Regions from separate parts of the Homo sapiens genome. Here region 2 is linked to region 1. The links are chromatin loops, found by intact Hi-C in ENCODE. Cell type or tissue: Calu3. All regions are shown on one strand. Links, peaks and the distances in the headings refer to the core of each region. The heading gives the core; the rest is flanking DNA. Region 1 has its middle 49 kb from the start of MIR4790. Region 2 has its middle 17 kb from the start of MIR4790.

The links. Hi-C counts contacts between places; a loop is a spot of excess contacts. Peaks named below come from ENCODE experiments on the same cell type or tissue, not always from the same donor. Only the 100,000 strongest peaks of a DNase experiment are listed, where the experiment ranks them.
Region 2: a loop joins it to region 1, with 5 times the contacts of the local background. A loop is called at or near these places in 8 of 110 quality-filtered maps.

What each region holds. Positions count from the first base shown.
Region 1 is chr3:5,295,266-5,304,027 of GRCh38, forward strand. No RefSeq gene overlaps it. Among named protein-coding and RNA genes, the nearest start is that of MIR4790, 49 kb to the left of the region's middle. In Calu3, for the core only: no CTCF peak of the experiment used is centred there; no DNase peak of the experiment used is centred there.
Region 2 is chr3:5,228,375-5,237,136 of GRCh38, forward strand. No RefSeq gene overlaps it. Among named protein-coding and RNA genes, the nearest start is that of MIR4790, 17 kb to the right of the region's middle. RefSeq lists an enhancer at 4,100-4,609. In Calu3, for the core only: no CTCF peak of the experiment used is centred there; a DNase peak (open chromatin) is centred at 5,207.

The sequences.
Region 1 (8,762 bases), core at 427-8,426:
CTTCTTGCCTATCTTAAATTCACAAATTGTGGGTTATTTATGGCCTCTGTCTGTTGGGTACTCTCACCCTTGACTTTATGTGACCACAAAGATGCATACATATCTTTCCATTTATTTCTAATTACCTGAGGCTTTGTTTTTAAGGTAAATGCACGGAGATTTCTTTTCTGCTGATGGGTTCCTGACTGACAGTCAGTATTGTGGAATTCCTGAAACTCCCCAGGCAAATACATTAGAAAATTACTTGATGGTTTGCATGACTAAACCATCACAAACAGATTCTCTTCCATATCTCTGTAGGTACATCTTACATCTTTGTAACTATGACATTCAAAATGTATTGAATGGTAGAATATGTCAACTACTAGTCTAGATGCTGAGAGTACAGTAGTGAGAACACACACACATGTGAGTGTGCATGTACATATGCATGCATGTACCTTCCTAGAGTTAACATTCTATTTGCAGGAAACAGGCAATCAATAATATAAACATGGTATGTAAACGATATAGGAGGTTAGAAGGTGATAAGGGATTTGGGGAAGCATGGGGCAGACCAAGGTGATTGGATGTGCCAATGGGGTGGGCGTTGGTTGCCATTTTACACAAGGTGGTCAGGATGGACCCCAGTGAGGTGACATTTGAGTCATCTTGAAATTATTATTGAAGGAGGAAAGGGAGAGGATCATGCAGGTAATTGGGGAGGAGCATTCCAGGCAGAGGGAACAGCCAGTGCAAAGGCCCTAAGATAGAAGCATGCCAAGCATGTATGAAGAAGCTCCCAAGGAACTCAGTGTGGCCAGAGTAAAGAGTAGGAGGAGATGATATTGGAGAAGGAATGGAGGTCACATTATATAGCTCCTTGAAGGCCATGGTAAATACCTCAATTTTGACTGTGAGTGAATAAATAGGTAAAGGGGACTCATTATTTTACTATCATATTTTTTAGGAGATAGTATTTAGCAGTCTCTTAGAAGACTAGCTATTGGCCTCAAAATGTAAATTTGTCTGCTTTGATTTGATCTGCAAGGACCTCTAAGGGCAGTCACTTGTCGGTATGATAAAATGATACAAGGGAAAAAGCCAGCCTGGGTATTACTCTCAGAGTCACTCCTGTCGGGGTCGTGGCTCATTTCTCTTTCAGTGTCCCCAGTGACCCTGACTGTAAAATGATCATGTTAGGCAAATCAGAAAGGGAAACATTTGTTTCATATGCCAACTCTAGTTCACTCATAATGGTTGCTCAAAGTACCCAGAGAAAGAGTCTGCAGTAAATTCTTTGTGATTGATTAGCAATGTCTAACCTGAGAACAGACCAGGAAGTGGTGGGGAGTGTGCTATGAGCTAAGAGGCCTTAGGGTGTGAAAATTCTGTCCTTTATAGTTGGTTTTTAAAAGAAAGGCTACAGAGTTTTGTGATTTTGAGTTACAGTTGTGTTCATCACAAAATGTGTGAAGACTTTGTAGCTACAAGAAAAAAATGTAAGAAATGAATTGGATAAAAGGAGCTTATATCCTTTTATGTGACAGTGCAAATTCTCATTCGTTATCATAAAACGTGAACTTTCCTTGATAGACCTTGTGATAAAAATAACACTTTTAGGCTCTTCCTCATAAATCAGTGAGATAGATTGGATGGGTATTTTCCTCGTTTTACAGGATATTGGAGCACAAAGCTATAACTAATTACCTAATTAAAAAATTAACCGTGTTTTACTAGTGTAATGGCCAAAACAGGATCTTTTTGAGAGTGAAAGAAGATGCTATAAAGAATTACTCCCAGACAACAGGTACCCAATGGGACTATCCATGGCAAATGGGGATGTTTGATCATCCTAGATTTATTTGAGGCCCTGTGATTGATGCTTGGATAAAGCAGAACTGGAACCCAGATGTTCCCGTTGGAAACCATTTCCTTTTATCCAAAATTCTGATGCATTAGACACAGTGTGGGATGATAATAATACTGGCAACTACCAGTTTTATGTGCTCATCATGGGCACAGTCATGTGCTACTCATTTTTTTCATGCTATTTTAATTTCAGTCTCACAGTTCAAGGTCAATATTCTCTCCCTATTTTATAGACATGGAAACCAAGGCTGAGAGATGTGAAGTGACTTGCCAAAGCCACAGAGCTCAGAAAGAATATCTCTCATTCAAGCCCAGCTCTGTGTAATCCAAAGTTCAAGTTCAACTACAAGTTTATTCATTAGAAATATTTATATTAAAACAATTTTTGTTTTTTGTTTTTTGAGATAGTCTTGCTCTGTCGCCCAGGCTGGAGTGCAGTGGTGTAAACTTGGCTCACTGCAACCTCCATCCCCCAGGTTCAAGGGATTCTCATGTCTCAGCCTCCCGGGTAGCTGGAATTACATGTGTGCCCACCTCGGCTTCCCAAAGTGCTGGGATTACAGGTGTCAGCCACCATGCTGCCCAGCCTTGATTCTTTTTAAAGGGATTCGTTACCATTAATTGAAGTATTTTGTATTTAAAATAGGATTTAAATTAAACCAAAGGCCCTGAGCTGATAACTCACTTCAGTATTATGTTCCAGTTTAACCACCTTTTGAGGAAGGGAAATGGAGAAGATACTGGGACTGGAATAAGGGCTAGCTGCAATGAAAATAATAAGATGCAGCAACACTACTTCCTGATTTGGATAAAGAAGAGCTGGAGTAAAGAGAGAGCTGTTTTATTTCAGCTCCAGAGGGAAAACCCTAGTGTGTATTATAGGAGAGAGCTGGAGGGAGTGGGAAGAACCTTCTGGCTGCTGCTCAGATGTGTGCTGGAACTACAAAGTAGGGATTTTCCTTTGATGAACTCAAACTGCTTAGAAAGGTGAAAAGTTCACTTGTAAATGAGACTTGGTAGTGCAAACCAGGAGCAAAGAGAAGGAGCTCTCGTGTTCTTGAAGCTATCTTCAAGCCTCCAGTGATGTGTAGGGGTCTGAGGTTCCCACTCTGGGCTGTGGATCAGGGTGAGTTAAAAGGAATGTTTTAATGAAAGAGCAAGAGCATAAAGAAAACTTACCAACATATACGTTAGAGTATATTAACTTTGGAGTTGCTTTATAAATAGTAGTTGAATAGATGCTTCATCAAAATTTGATGCATGTATGAAATGTATATTTGAATATGCATTTGAATATATATACATATATCTATATCCATTTAATTGCATGTCAAAGCAGATGGACTTAACAAAGAGCTAACATGTAATCTCATGTCCTAAATAAGAGGTGAGCTTTGATGTCATGTCTGTGGTAGATTACCACTACCTGGTAATAGACTATTTAAGTTATAGGATTAGTTGCAAAGACAAAGAAAATCTCGCTCAAGTGCTATAACTGAACACTCAAAATGAGGAAGTAGAAGTCTAGGTAGTGATGATTCATAAGTGAAAAGAAACGATCTCTGTTCTCTTGCTATTTAGAAGCCACTTTTGTCATTCAAAGAGCTCTCAAGCTCCATCAGTTCATACATATCATATGCTTAGGGCTGGTCACGATTCTGCCAACACTGCAACCTCTGTACCTACCTTTCTATCTTTTCTTATGATTCCTATTCTCCCTTTATTCTCTATCACATTTATCATAGAGCATAAAGAAAATAGAATTTTCACAACTTTTTGGTTAGGTCCTAGATAAATCAGCTGGGCTTTTTCCCCCCATGGATGATTGACAATTCTGATGTAATACAGAATAAAGGGAGCTCTGAAGACCAAAGTCTATGGTCTTCACTGCATCTCAATTCCCAACGATTCTTATCATATGCTAACTTCTACATTTTTAGTTTTAGGAATTTTAGTGTTCTGGGACAGGATGTTTTAATTCTAAATATATTCCCTGAGCCATAAAACCCAGCAAGAACAGCATAAGTACTCAAGCTAAAATGTGTGAATAATAACCTAACCAAATCAATAATTTAAGGCCAGTGCAGATGTGTGAAGTTACATGTGTTCCTGACAACTTTGTTACTCTGTGTTTCTACTGATTTTGCTTTTCTGCTTCCAAGTCTAGTGAAATGCGTTTGCAATATAGAGACATCAAAGGCCTGATGAGTGAGCTGGTGGTGCTGATCAGCGGAAAGATCAAAGCAAGCAGGTCTGTAGAGGGATTAGGGATATTATCACGGCAGAGGTTCAGTGATAAAATCAACCTGACAGGGTAGAACCTTGGTTTTTGGAATAAGGCTGGCCTATAAGGTCTGAGGGGGATTAGCAGAAAGAAGAGCTTCATGCTGAATCTTGTGATGGCTTGAACTAGGAATTAAAAAATTCCCCTGGTCAAGGAAATGTTGTAGGACTTTCTCCTTAGTTCAGCTAAAAGTCGGGTTCTTGTCACATGGCCATGAGAGATTAGGCTCTCAGACAATTTGAAGGGTGAGAAAAATGGAATTTATTGGTGAAAAGGAAAAAAAAAGGGAAACAGGGACTTTCAGCAAAGCAAGAGTCCTGCTAGCTGGTTTCCATCTGACAGATTGAATCCCAGTTTCCATCCCCAACAAGAGAGGCCAGGCTCCTTCCCGCTGCAAAGGGTGTGAACTTCTGTGGCTCCACCCTGTTCTCCTGGTGTGTAGGCTGGTCGGAGTTTCTCTGGGGACCCCTTTAGACTTGGCTGTCTCAGAAAGAATGGGCTTCAGATTTTAGGAGTAGCCTAAGCCAAGCCTAAGCAAGCCAAGGAGAGAGACCCCAGGAGAAACTAACCCTGCTGATGCCTTGATCTTGGACAATCTATCCTCCAGAATAGTGAGGAAATAAATACATTTCTGTTGTTTAAGCCACGCAGTCTGTGGTATTTTGTTGTCATAGCCCTAGGAAAACTGAGGCTTCTCATGATGAATAAGTGACCCCATTCATGGGAAGGTCTGGGATACCAGGGCAGGAGCCAGGCAGATCCTGATTGTGCCACAAAAGAGAATGTGGGGGATGAGACTATTTCTAGGCAACATTTCAGGTTCAGAGCAATCATTGCATTTTGAGATTTTTGGGAAAGGTTACTGTGTCAGGAGGTCCCCAAGACCACTCTCAGTTTTGTTGATTTGCTAGGAAGACTCATAGGACTTGGCATACAATTGTACTCACAGCTAAGATTTATTTTGGTGAAAGGATAGGAAGCAGCATCAGTGTGAGGAAAAGATGCATGGAGTGAGGGCTGTAGGGGGCCAGGCATCAGCTGCCGAGAGTCCTCTCCCAGTGGAGTCTTACAGGCCATACTTAATTTCTCCAGTACTGAATTGTGACAATGCACGTAAAACATTGTCTATCAGGGAAGCTCACCAGAGACTCGGTGAGCTTTTTATAGGGGACTGGTCATGGGTAGCTGAGAACATACCAAAATTCCAGGCTCCCAGAAGGAAAGGAGGTGTTCAGCATATACCACATTGTTTGTACACACCATTTATATTTAGGCACAATGAGCCACTCTGATCAGGTAGGGGATGGTGGGAACCTTCCTGAAATCCAAGTTCCTACACAGACACTAGGTAAGGGCTGACTTTATAAGCGGGTCTTCCTAAGGAGAGCAGTCTCAGAGCTGCTATATTAAACTCTTCTGCGCAGTCACCTAAGTGATAATTCTGTCAAAGCCTGGGATGGCTGCCTCTTGTGTACAGCGAGAGTCTGGCAGAGGTGAGGGAATCTTAATTTGGGTGTTTGCGAAAAAGGCATGGAGATAATTTCTGCCTCAGGCTCCCTGATAAATGAGAACCCCAGGGATTCTGAATGTAGTGGCCCCAGATTACATGTCTTCCTGGAGTACTAGGCCATGCTGTTCTGTTCGGTGTCACTGATTATCCTCCAGGAAGATTGTCTACCATGGACCACATTCTTACAGGCTATAGAGGAGAGTTTTCCAACTTCACTGGGGTGAGGACCATTGAGTTCCCCCATCACTCCCTGCTCCGCACACTCCTACCTTTGCTCTTTTTTTTTTTCTTTTGAGACAAGGTCCGGCTCTGTCGCCCAGGCTGGAGTGCAGTAGTGTGATCTTGGCTCACTGCAGCCTCAACCTCTCAGGCTCATGCGATCTTCCCACCTCAGCCTCCCAAGTAGCTGGGACTACAGGCGTGCACCATCATATCTGGCTAATTTTTGTATTTTTTGTAGAGACAGGTTTTGCCATGTTGCCCAGGCCGGTCTTGAACTCCTGAGTTCAAGTGATCCACCTGCCTCAGCCTCCCAAAGTGTTGGGATTACAGGCATGGGCCATTGTACCCGACCATCTTTGCTTTTGAGCTCTTAAAGGCAGGACCCATGTCAGATTCATTCTCAAAATCTCTAAGAGTTCTAGAACAGGACTTGCACATAGTAAACAGTATGTGCTTAATAAACATTTACTGAATCACACAGAGGTGTTGTCATGTATCAACCACAGGGTCTCACTCAGAGACACTGGTAGACTTAAAACCTTGTGCCTAAAGACCCGGATCTTCTTACCAATTTAAGACTGTGAAGGAGAGAAAACTCCCTGCAGAGTCTGAAATTAAAATGTAAGCAAGTGAAGCTAAAAATAAACAGCAACGTGGGATTCCTCAATTCCGACAGGCTGTGACAGCACCAAGTGTCATGCGGCTCTGAGTGATGAACAAGAGGAATAAATTTAGAAGGCTTAATGAGGGGGGATTCTATAACTGCTTGAAAAGCCTAAGCCACCAAATGGAATGAAATTTTCCTAGACAGGAGTGCGATATTCCCTGCCCCCACCCCTGACGTCTCTGGGCAATGTGACACACTTTCTAACCTCCTGAATACAATCAGGTCACCCATCCCAGAGAGAGTGGGGTCTAGTGAGAAGGAAGCACAGTCTCTGGCCCTAAACCCAGAGTGGCTGCTGGGAATGCCCCATCCCCGGGAGTTCTTTTTACAGGACATAGAGTCATCATCACAGGATATTAGCAATGGAATCAGCCTTTGAGTCATTAATGGTTTTCAGAATCTTTGAGCTTCAAAGACTTCACAAAATGTTATGCAGAAGGGCAAGATAGAAGGATAAAAAGTAGAACTGCTGTGATTGAAGTGGAGGCAGCAGATTGGCTTCCCATCCCTCCACCTTCCCTACCTTATATCTGTGGAACCCCTGGGTTCCTGAAGAGCAGGACTGCTGTGTGGCGTTGTGCAGTTTCTGCACATGGACAGTGTATACATTTGTCTCAGAGCACAGCTTGAAACAATTGATATAATTTAATCTTCTTATTTATGAGTAAGGAAATTCAGGCCTGAAGTGAAGCAACTTGCACAACGTCAATAAATTAGTATCAGAGGTGGGATTTGGATGTAGGATTAGTGACTCCCAATTCATTGCTATTTTAGACACTTCTTGATATCTAGGGTCTCGCTAGCCCACCCGTGCAAAAACAGCCTTAGAGCAGAAATCATGCGTCAGGGTGGAATGTCCATCTTGCTTCAGAGAAGAAACAAAATAGAAAACATCTTCATGGTCCAGGTGTGCTTTCAGAGGTGCCAGCTTGGGTGCACAACCAGGTCATCATCAGCCTGTCCTTTAGGCATTGGTAGTGAATGAAAAGCTGAGAAACTCTCCCACTCCCAGGGCCGTGGCTTTCCAATAAAGATAACACTGATAAAAGACTACCCGCATGACTTGAACTATGGCTTTGACTGTGACTACAACTTTGTCTATGACTAAGATTAGGACTATTACCCCCACCAAGTACCTATCAGAGATTCTTGTTACATTACCCACCAAAATGTAGGATCCAAGAGAGCAGGGTCTTTGCCAATTTTGCTCTTCATTGTATCTCCAGGCTCGCATACATAGTTGGTGCTGAATAAATATTGGGGATTCTTTTGGGCTGTATTATATTCCCCCAAATTCATATGTTGAAGTATTAACCCCCGGTGCCTCAGAATGTTTCTGTGTTTGGAGTTAGGGCCTTTGAAGAGATAATTAAGGTGAAATGAAGTAATATGGGTGGTCCCTAATGCAATATGACTGGTATCCTTATAAGAAAAGATTCGCACACAGCCACAGAGGTAAGACCTTGGAAAGACAAAGAGAAGAGGGCCATCTGCAAGCAAAGGAGAGAGACCTCAGGAGAAACTAACCCTGCTGACGCCTTGGTCTTGGACAATCTATCCTCCAGAATTGTGAGGAAATAAATACACTTCTGTTTAAGCCACGCAGTCTGTGGTATTTTGTTATCGTAGCCCTAGGAAAACTAACACAGGGATTAAGCAAAGCATCCCTAGCTAGGTGTGCTGTTTCTGAGTTTGGAGCTCTACCCGCTGTTTGAAATGACACATTTGATATTCCTGTACAAGGAAAGATGAGGGATAAAGACTTACTCATTCAAATGATTTTCAGTGGTTACTGTTTCAAGGTTACCTTTAAGTCATGAGAATTTCTTCTGTTTTGTAGGACGAAATCCAAACGGGCTGTAATCTTTAATCACGTCTTTCTGCCTGTTCCCCAAACTTTTGTTGTTAAAATGTTTGGAAGTTTTTTGGTCTCCTTATTTTAATTTTTACAAAGCAGATGAAGAAGTGAGAAGCATAGGTAATAACAAAACTATAAAACTAATTAACACCTCAGATTATAATGAGAAGGGGTTGACAGAATGTCTCTTTTTAACAAAACCTATGAATATTAAGGGTTTCGCTGCTGTCAGTATTTTCCTAGAAGAAGCAGGTCCTTCCTTCTGTATCCAAGCCCCAAAATAAAAAGTATCCTTAATGTGTTCATAAATTACAAAAACAGAGTTATATGGGAAACCACACTCTTGTCAAACCACCTTGGGGAAATAATT
Region 2 (8,762 bases), core at 311-8,310, 67 kb before region 1:
TTTCCCTTTCTTCCTCCTTCGCCCTCTGATCAGCTGCCTCTGTGGTCATTATTCCTAGTTCTGACAGCACTTCACAGAACACTTGTTTCTGACCTATCGGGTTCTGGCACAACCCTATGGTCCTTGGGGGCAGTGGCTGGCATGATTGCTAAACAATTGCTGGATGGCTTGGACAGAATCTACATTGAACTGTCTCCCGGGGGTGAGGGATGGGGGTTCTGAAGTGAGTGGTCAAAGGATCACAGTTTGAGAACCACAGCCTTGGGAGTTTGCTAGGGGAACCTGCACCAAAGGCTTACCTTCGGGGATAGATTTAATCACAATTTAATTTCATTTGCAAATCTGGCCCCTCTAGGTGGCTCCCTGCTGCACCTTCCTAAGGACCCTCTGCCATTCAGTAGCTGCTGTATCACCTTGGGAATAACTACTAGGAGATGCTGTCTTTGACAGCAGAAAGGCTCAGTTCTCAAACTATGGTTCCTGGAGCTACAGCAGCAGTGGTGGCAACTCTTGGGCCCCACCCAACATTGAATGGGAAACTCTGAGATGGGACCCAGCAACCTGCGCTGTAACAAGCACTCCAGGTGATTCCTCGGGCCAGTGGCAGACACCCTCCTAACCCTGACAGATCTTGGAATCTAGTCTCTTCCAACCTTAGGCTGGTAGGGGTAAGGGTGGGTGTGGGGGTTCTGCTCCACTCTTCTGAGTGTGCAGGCGGTGAACATTTATTAAGCACCTACTAGGTGTGCTGACCGCTGATCACTCATTGTCGCATCTATCTTGCCCTGTCAACTAAACCATATATTTATAGTTGAGAGGTAGATTGGTGTTTGATATGGTTTGGATCTGTGTTCCCGCCCACATCTCATGTAGAATTGTAATTCCTAGTGTTGGAGGAGGGGCCGTGGGAGGTGAAAGGATAATGGGGTGGTTTCTCATGGGTTAACACCGTCCCTCTTGGTGCTATCATTGTGATAATGAGTGAGTTCTAATGAGATCTGGTTGTTTGAAAGTGTGTGGCACCTCCCCTCTCTTTCCCTTCCTCCTGCTCAGGTCATGTGAAGTGCTGGCTTCCCCTTCACCTTCCGCCATGATTGTAAGTTTCCTGAGGCCTCCCTAGAAGCTGAGCAGAGGCCACCTTGCTTCCTGTGCAGCCTGTGGAACGGTGAGCCAATTAAACTTCTTTTCTTTATAAATTACTCAGCCTCAGGTATTTATTTATAGCAGTCCCAGAATGACCTAATGCAGTGTTTCTGATTCATTCATTCTTTTATTCAACTAATACTAAACAGTATTATGTGCCAGGTATTCTGGGTACTGGGGATATAGTGATGAGTTATGCCTTCACAGAAATAAATACATGCAGAAATAAATAAATGAATAAATGCATGCAGAAATGAATGAATGAGTACATGCATAAATGAATGAAAATACATGAAGAAATGAATGAAAAAATAAATACCTGCTATAATGCTAGAGTGGCAATAGCTTTGAGGGCAAAGCAGAACCAGAGGATAGAATGTTCGGTGTGGGAGAGGGGAATGCGCAAAGAGAAGAGGGGGCCACTTGCTTTTTCTTGGATGATATAAAGGATGAATCTCTGTTTGCCCTTTAGTGCTTGCTCTGAGAAAAGCACCTTGATTTTCTTCCCACCCCGTCAATTCAAAAGTTTCCACCCTCCTTACCCCTACAGTTTTAGGGATAGGCACATGGCCCATTTCTGGCCAATCAAAGCATTCATCTCTCTGCCTCTAGCAGTGAATGCTTCTGCACTGGGCACGAGTTGCCTAAAGGAGATTCAATCCCGGGGCTTTTCCTAGACACTACTGAAAAGAGAGAAAAGAAAAACCTCTCTTCATAACTGCTGATGTCACTGGGCTGCAAGGCTTGGGGCTTGGGGTTTCTGGGGACTACGGAGAGGGAAGAAGCTCCCTGAAAAACAATGCCTACCTAGAGAAAGTGAGGCTGAGAGGAAGAGAGAGTCCTCATTACAGACCCCACTAGATCAGGGGTCCCCAACTCCTGGGCCACAGACTGGTAAGTCATGGTCCCTAGTCTGTTAGGAACTGGGCTGCACAGCAGGAGGTGAGCAGCAGGTGAGCAAGTGAAGCTTCATCTATATTTACAGCCCCTCCCCTTTGCTCGCATTCCCACCTGAGCTCTGCCTCCTCTCAGATCAGTGGCAGCATTAGATTCTCATCCGAGCACAAACCCTATTGTGAATTATGCACGTGAGGGATCTACATTGTGCACTCCTTATAAGAATCTAATGCCTGATGATCTGTCACTGTCTCCCACCACCCCCAGATGGGACTGTCTAGTGCAGGAAGACAAGTTCCGGGCTCCCACTGATTCTACATTATGGCAAGTTGTATAGTTATTTCATTATATATTACAATGTAATAATAATAGAAATAAAGTGCACTATAGATGTTATGTGCTCGAATCATCTCAAAACCACACCCGCCTACCCCCAACCCCTGGGTCTGTGGAAAAATTGTCTTCCACGGAACTGGCCCTGGTGCCAAAAAGGCTGGGGACTGCTGCACTAGATCCAGGCATACCTGAAGCACTGGACTTTTTAGTTTCACGAGCCCATACATTACATTTTCGGCAGAACGTGTTTCAGTCCTTTGAAACGCAAAGGGTCATAATACTAAACCCAGGGAACACGCAATTCAACACCTGCGTCTGCCTCTTTCAGGGTGTCAATTGCCTCCTCTGCAAGAAGGGCTGATTAAGAGGATGCAGGAAAGGGAGAGAACCTGTGAGGCTCTCAGCCCGTGGCCAGCAGTGGGTGTTCGGTAACCAGTGGCTGGATTCCAGAAAATAATAAGCTGTCAAGCTGATTTCTGTTACCTTAGCCTCATGGTGTTCATGTTTTGTGTTTAGGAAACACGTGACTGAGTTCCCAATGACAGGATGAGTGGCTGGTCTATTTTTTCTCTCTATTCTGATACTCCAGATGGTACAGTGCACAAGTGTGCCGAGTAGAGACATTTTTCTTTTTCTCAATGAAATACAATTACATCGAATTCACAGCATTGATGATATTCATTGTCTCAAATCACTGTGTTTTCTGCGGCTGGCTTGAGAGATGTATAATAAGGTACTGATAAGGATTTTCTCTTTCTAAACTAAATTGTGTGCAGATAGATGACACCTTCTTAGGGCAGCACTTTCTCTCATCTCAGAATTACAGAAAAGTCAGTCATTCTGGGGCCAATTTACATTGCTTGTGGGTTTTTTTCCCCACATCCATCAATTTCAGAACAGATTTATATGATGACAGAAGTAAAATTCTCTCAGTGCAGACATCCAAATGATTTGCTTTTAATAATATGCAAAACAGGGGTGGAGATGAGGGAGCAGAGCTGCCAGGCTTGGCTGTGCATAAATGAGCTTCAGATGGAGGAGGCAGGCAGCATTTCCTCCAGCTGAGAACAGCCCAACCCAGATTGCAACCCCGGCAGCCTGAGATGGGGGTGCCGTGGGGTGAGGGCTCTGGAGAAGCAATCAGGACTGACCAGTCCTTAGACTGGGAATCTGCCCAAGTAACAGAAATAGCCCATTTCTGCATTTTAGCCACTTGGAGCAGTTGGTCTCTATCTGTCATGACCATCTTCCCTGTTAGCATCCATCTTGCACCGTGCTTTTTAATCTTTTTTTTTTATTGACTGCCCTCTGGGAGCCTTTTTTATAGTTTTTTTTTCCCCCTAATCCCTTCTAATCTCCCACCAAATTAAAAGATAATTTTCTTAGAGACTGAGTCTCACTGTACTGCTCAGGTTGGCCTTGGACTCCCAGGCTCAAGTGATCCTCTCGTCTCAGCCTCTCAAGTAGCTGGAACTACTTGTGTGCACCACTGCACCATCCCCTTGCCAGGCAGGGTGTCACCGCAGGTGGGGGTGTGCATGCAACTTTCTGGGAGAGTGGGCTTCTGACATTTGAGGACAAGGGGCCACTGTACACCATTAGTGACCAACACTCCTGGTGGGCAGTGTGGGGATGGGGAAGCGTGGGTGCCCTACCAGGAAAGGAGATCTGGGTGAGGCTCAGAGCCTCCCAGCATCACCTTTCTGAGTATCTGTTTTGTTTCTTTTTGGCGATCTGTGAAAAAGTCACTTTCGATCCTGGCTGAGCCCCTGGTTCTGGGGACGTTTTATCTCAAGTTAGGGACCAGAATTTCCTCTAGCTGCTTAACCAGTGCTTCTCTAATATTGGTGAGCTTCAGTCTGTGTTTACATGAGGCAAGCTTTCTAAATGTTTAATTCTTTTCTCACTGTTTGCATCTGCTGCTTCCGTGTGCTCAGGCCTCTGGCTCAGTGAAGACCATCAGGTGCTTAAAACTTGCTTTGTTCTCTAAGCATTACCAAAGATCATGGGAAAGACCAGGAGAGCTTCCTGCTGGTGGCGGCCTCTGGCTGACAGTTGAAGGTGAAGCAGGCTGTTTCTGCAATAGCTCCAGCGATTCCTTTTACTGGTATTCACGACCTTGTAGAATCCCCTCTTCTGGCGTGTGGGCTGGATTTCAGGGGCTCTCTGTAAGCTCATGTGGACCCTAAGTACAAAACTGGTAGCGTGACTCCTGAGGTCAATGGGTAACCCAGAAGCACAGGAAGGAACTACGACGCTGCCTGCAAGGACTTTTACAGGATGAACCCTTATGAGCAGGTGCTTCTGATGAACAGAATTTGGCAGGAGTGATGGCACGTCCCTTCCAAGTTTAGGATCCAAGACTGTGACTTCTGTCTTGCTGACACTCTTGCTTGCCCTTTTGCTTGCTTGCTGTGATGATGCAAGCTGTCATGATGTGAACTGTCCTGTGGAGAGGTCCACGTGGTGAGGAATGGAAGGAGGCCTCTGGTGAGTACCTGCATCCTGCCATCAACCACCAGCATGAGCCTGGAAGCTGATCCTGCCCTAGTTGATTTTTTTTTTTTTTTTTGAGACAGAGCTGGAGTGCAGTGGTGTGATCTCAGCTCACTGCAGCCTCTGCTTTCTGGGCTCAAGTGATTCTCCTGCCTCAGTGTCCTGAATAGCTGGGACTACAGGCACACGCCACCATGGCTGGCTAATTTTTGTATTTTTAGTAAAGACGGGATTTCACCATGTTGGCCAGGCTGTTCTCAAACTCCTGACCTGAAGTGATTCATCCACCTCAGCCTAGTTGATTCTTAAGATGATTGCAAGCTTGTCAGAGAATCGCAGCCAGGGGATCCAAACAAGTTGCTCCTGAGTTCCTAACACACGGCAACTGTGACATAATCAGTGGTGCTGTTCTAAGCTGCGAAGTTCGTGGGTAATTTGCTGCCCTGCAGTGGATAACTAGCACGAAGAGTTCTGGGAGGTGGAAACAGACAAAGCCTGTATTGTGCTTCTATAAAACTTACTATTATAAGGAAATCATTTTCCCAGGCCATTAAAAACTAGTCATAAATATGATTTTTCATGAATGAATCATAATTTATTTAGCTATTCTCCTATGATTGGCTATCCTGATTGCCGTCTTTATTTTCTGTGATGAATAATGCTACCAAGATTTGTATATAAACTGATCCAGGCCGGGTACGGTGGCTCACGCCTGTAATCCCAGCACTTTAGGAGGCCGAGGCGGGCAGATCACGAGGTCAGGAGATTGAGACCATCCTGGCTAACAAGGTGAAACCCCGTCTCTACTAAAAATACAAAAAATTAGCCGGGCGCGGTGGCAGGCGCCTGTAGTCCCAGCTACTCGGGAGGCTGAGGCAGGAGAATGGCGTGAACCCGAGAGGTGGAGCTTGCAGTGAGCCGAGATTGCGCCACTGCAGTCCGCAGTCCGGCCTGGGCGACAGAGCGAGACTCCGTCTCAAAAAAAAAAAAAATTAGCCAGGTGTTGTGGTGAGCACCTATAGTCCCAGCTACTTGGGAGGCTGAGGCAGGAGAATGGCGTGAACCCAGGAGGCGGAGGCTGCAGTGAGCAGTGATCATGCCACTGCACTCCAGCCTGGGTGACAGAGGGAGACTCCGTCTCAAAAAAAAAAAAAAAAATTAATTAATAAAGGAAGCTCATGCTAGGCCAGGCATGGTGGCTCATGCCTGTGATTCCAGCACTTTGGGTGGCTGAGGCAGGTGGATGGCTTGAGGTCAGGCATTTGAGATCAGCCTGGCTAATATGGTGAAACTGTGTCTCTACTAAAAATATAAAAATTAGCCGGGCATGGTGGCACATGCCTGTAATCCCAGCTACTCAAGAGGCTGAGGCAGGAGACTCACTTGAGCCTAGGAGGCAGATGTTGCAGTGAGCTGAGATTATACCACTGCACTCCAGCCTGGGTGACAGAGGGAGACTCCATCTCAAAAAGAAAAAACAAAAGACAGCTCGTTCTAGACTGAAAACCTTTGGTTCTAGATCACTAAGATGGGTTCATATCTGTCTCTGGATCTGCAGACTCTAACTCAGGGCCTGACATGTAGTTGTGCCCATTTAGTGATTACTAGATGATGGAAAAGCCTGTGGAAATGCTGGATGGGCCTTGTTTCAAGACTTCTTATGTGTGCTTCCAGGAGCGACTGCCCATTGGACAACTACTCCTTTTCAGCCTGTGACTTCTGAACAGTGAGTAGAAATGTGGACTCATACCTCGGCATGCATCTGAATCACCTGGGAGCCTTGTTCAAATGCAGATTCTGGACTCCATTCCCAGGGATTCAGAATCAGCAGATCTGGGGTGGAGCCTGGGAGTCTTCATTTCTAATGAGCACCCTAAGGATGCCATTGCTGCTGGTCTTTAGGCCACACTGTGGAAGCACCAGAGCAGTGGACATCTGCCACTCTTTGGTCTTTTCTTCTTCATTCTCTTGGAGCACTGCCTCCTCCTCACCCTCTGTAGTCTGGGTGGGGCTGCCAACCAAGGGTGCCCAAACACTGCTGCACAGCGGTGGAAATAGATCTCAGGTGGGTCAGAAAACCGGTGAGTGGTGCACAGGTCAGCATACAACTTGGGTAGGGACATTCAGAGTGTATTTGGAGGGATTAAGGTAGATACAGAATGATAAACAAAATTTCCCTTTGGAGCTTGAGAATAGACAGGATCAAATAGGCCCAGAGACTGGCTGAGAACGAAGTTAACAAAGCCAGGGAAATGGAGAAACAGTCTCCTCTGGACGAGTTTCAGCCCCAGATCTAGTCATCCATGGACTTCCTAGAAATGGGCACCAAGACTCTCGTCTTTTGCTTAAGCTCGTTTGAGTTGAGTTTCTGTCTTTTACAAAGGGAATAGGCCTAATTCAGGATTCCTGTGACCTGGAGGATGCGAATATGTACATTAGCATCGACGCACTCATAGATGTCTCTGTATAAACTCGTGGGGATTCTAACTATAATCTGCTAGCACAGGTGATGAGACCAACAAGCGAACCCTCTAGCACGGGAAGGACTGCAAGACTGCTTGCAAGGCCTTTCACCACTTGGATGCCTGTCAGCAGAGGTCTCTGCAGATGGCCAGAAGTGTCATCAGCCCAGTTCTCTGCCTCAGGCTTGCTCAAGGAGTACTTGTACACACAGAAGAGGTTTAGTGCAGGTCTATGGAATGATCCTCTGCTTACTTGAGGCTGGGGAAAGAGGCAGCCTGAGGTCCCTTTATTAGGGGAAAATCCTTTGCTTCTCCAAAAGGAAATGAAGCCGCAGAGGAAGAAGCCTCTGGGAGAAAGGCTATCGTGACATTGGTTTATGGGGATGGATGGGATGTAATCAATCTAAGGTTTTGATACAGGAAGGGGCGAGGTGGGAGGGGGATACTGTGGGGGCGTAGATACCCAGGAAGAGAGAGCGAGGGACAGAGATAGGCAGCTGTGGATGCTGAAGACAGAAGGCCAAGCAACTCTGGGTTTTGAGAGTCTCTGTAGCCAGAAACACACTTGATAGTCAAGCAGCATGGTCTCTGTTTTGTGCCGCTTCCCTCTACCCCTTAAATAATCACCTCTTCCTCCTCCCAGCATTTTTTTTCTAATTAACTTTCTTATCCTATGGAAAATCTCACTGGTCCGCTCCTTCCTTATGTTTGTTTATTTACTTAGTTGTTAAATATTTATTGCCAGACATCATGCTAGGATTAAGTGTTGGGATACAATGGTGACTCAAAAAGCAGAGAGTCCCTGCTCTCATGGACTTTGTAGCAGAGAGAGAGAGAGAGATAGAGAGAGAGAGAGAGAGAGAGAGATGTACTGCAAATACAATAATCACCAAACTGTAAAATTACAAATTCTCATAGGTACTCAGAACTAGTGCCATCTACAAACACCCATCTCTTCTTTAACAAAACTTTCCTGTTGACTGTCCATATTAACATGACTTGTCATTCCAAGAAACTCTTGTCCTGGAAGCTGAAGTTGCAAATAGGTATATAGAAAATCCACGTATCCATATTAGAGACTTCTCAACTAGCTCTCATTAGGGTAAATAACCCTTTCTCAAGGCAACAGCTCCCTTAACTAGGCTTATCAAATGACTTTTCAAGACAGCTTCAAGAGCCTTGCCTTGCTGTGTCCACAAATTTGAAACAATTATGTTATGAACTTTGCCCAAACCCGATCAGACCTTGTGTTGATGGAAGTGCCTTAAACCAGTCCCCTGAATCTCCTAAATATTCCAACTTTGCCCTTCCACTCTGAGATGCTACTAAGATTCTGACAAGGTTGTGCTTTTTCTTATCACTGGAGCAATGAACTTAAAGTTGGCAGATGATGATCTGTGAAGGAGTGGACTTCAATTCTAAGAAATT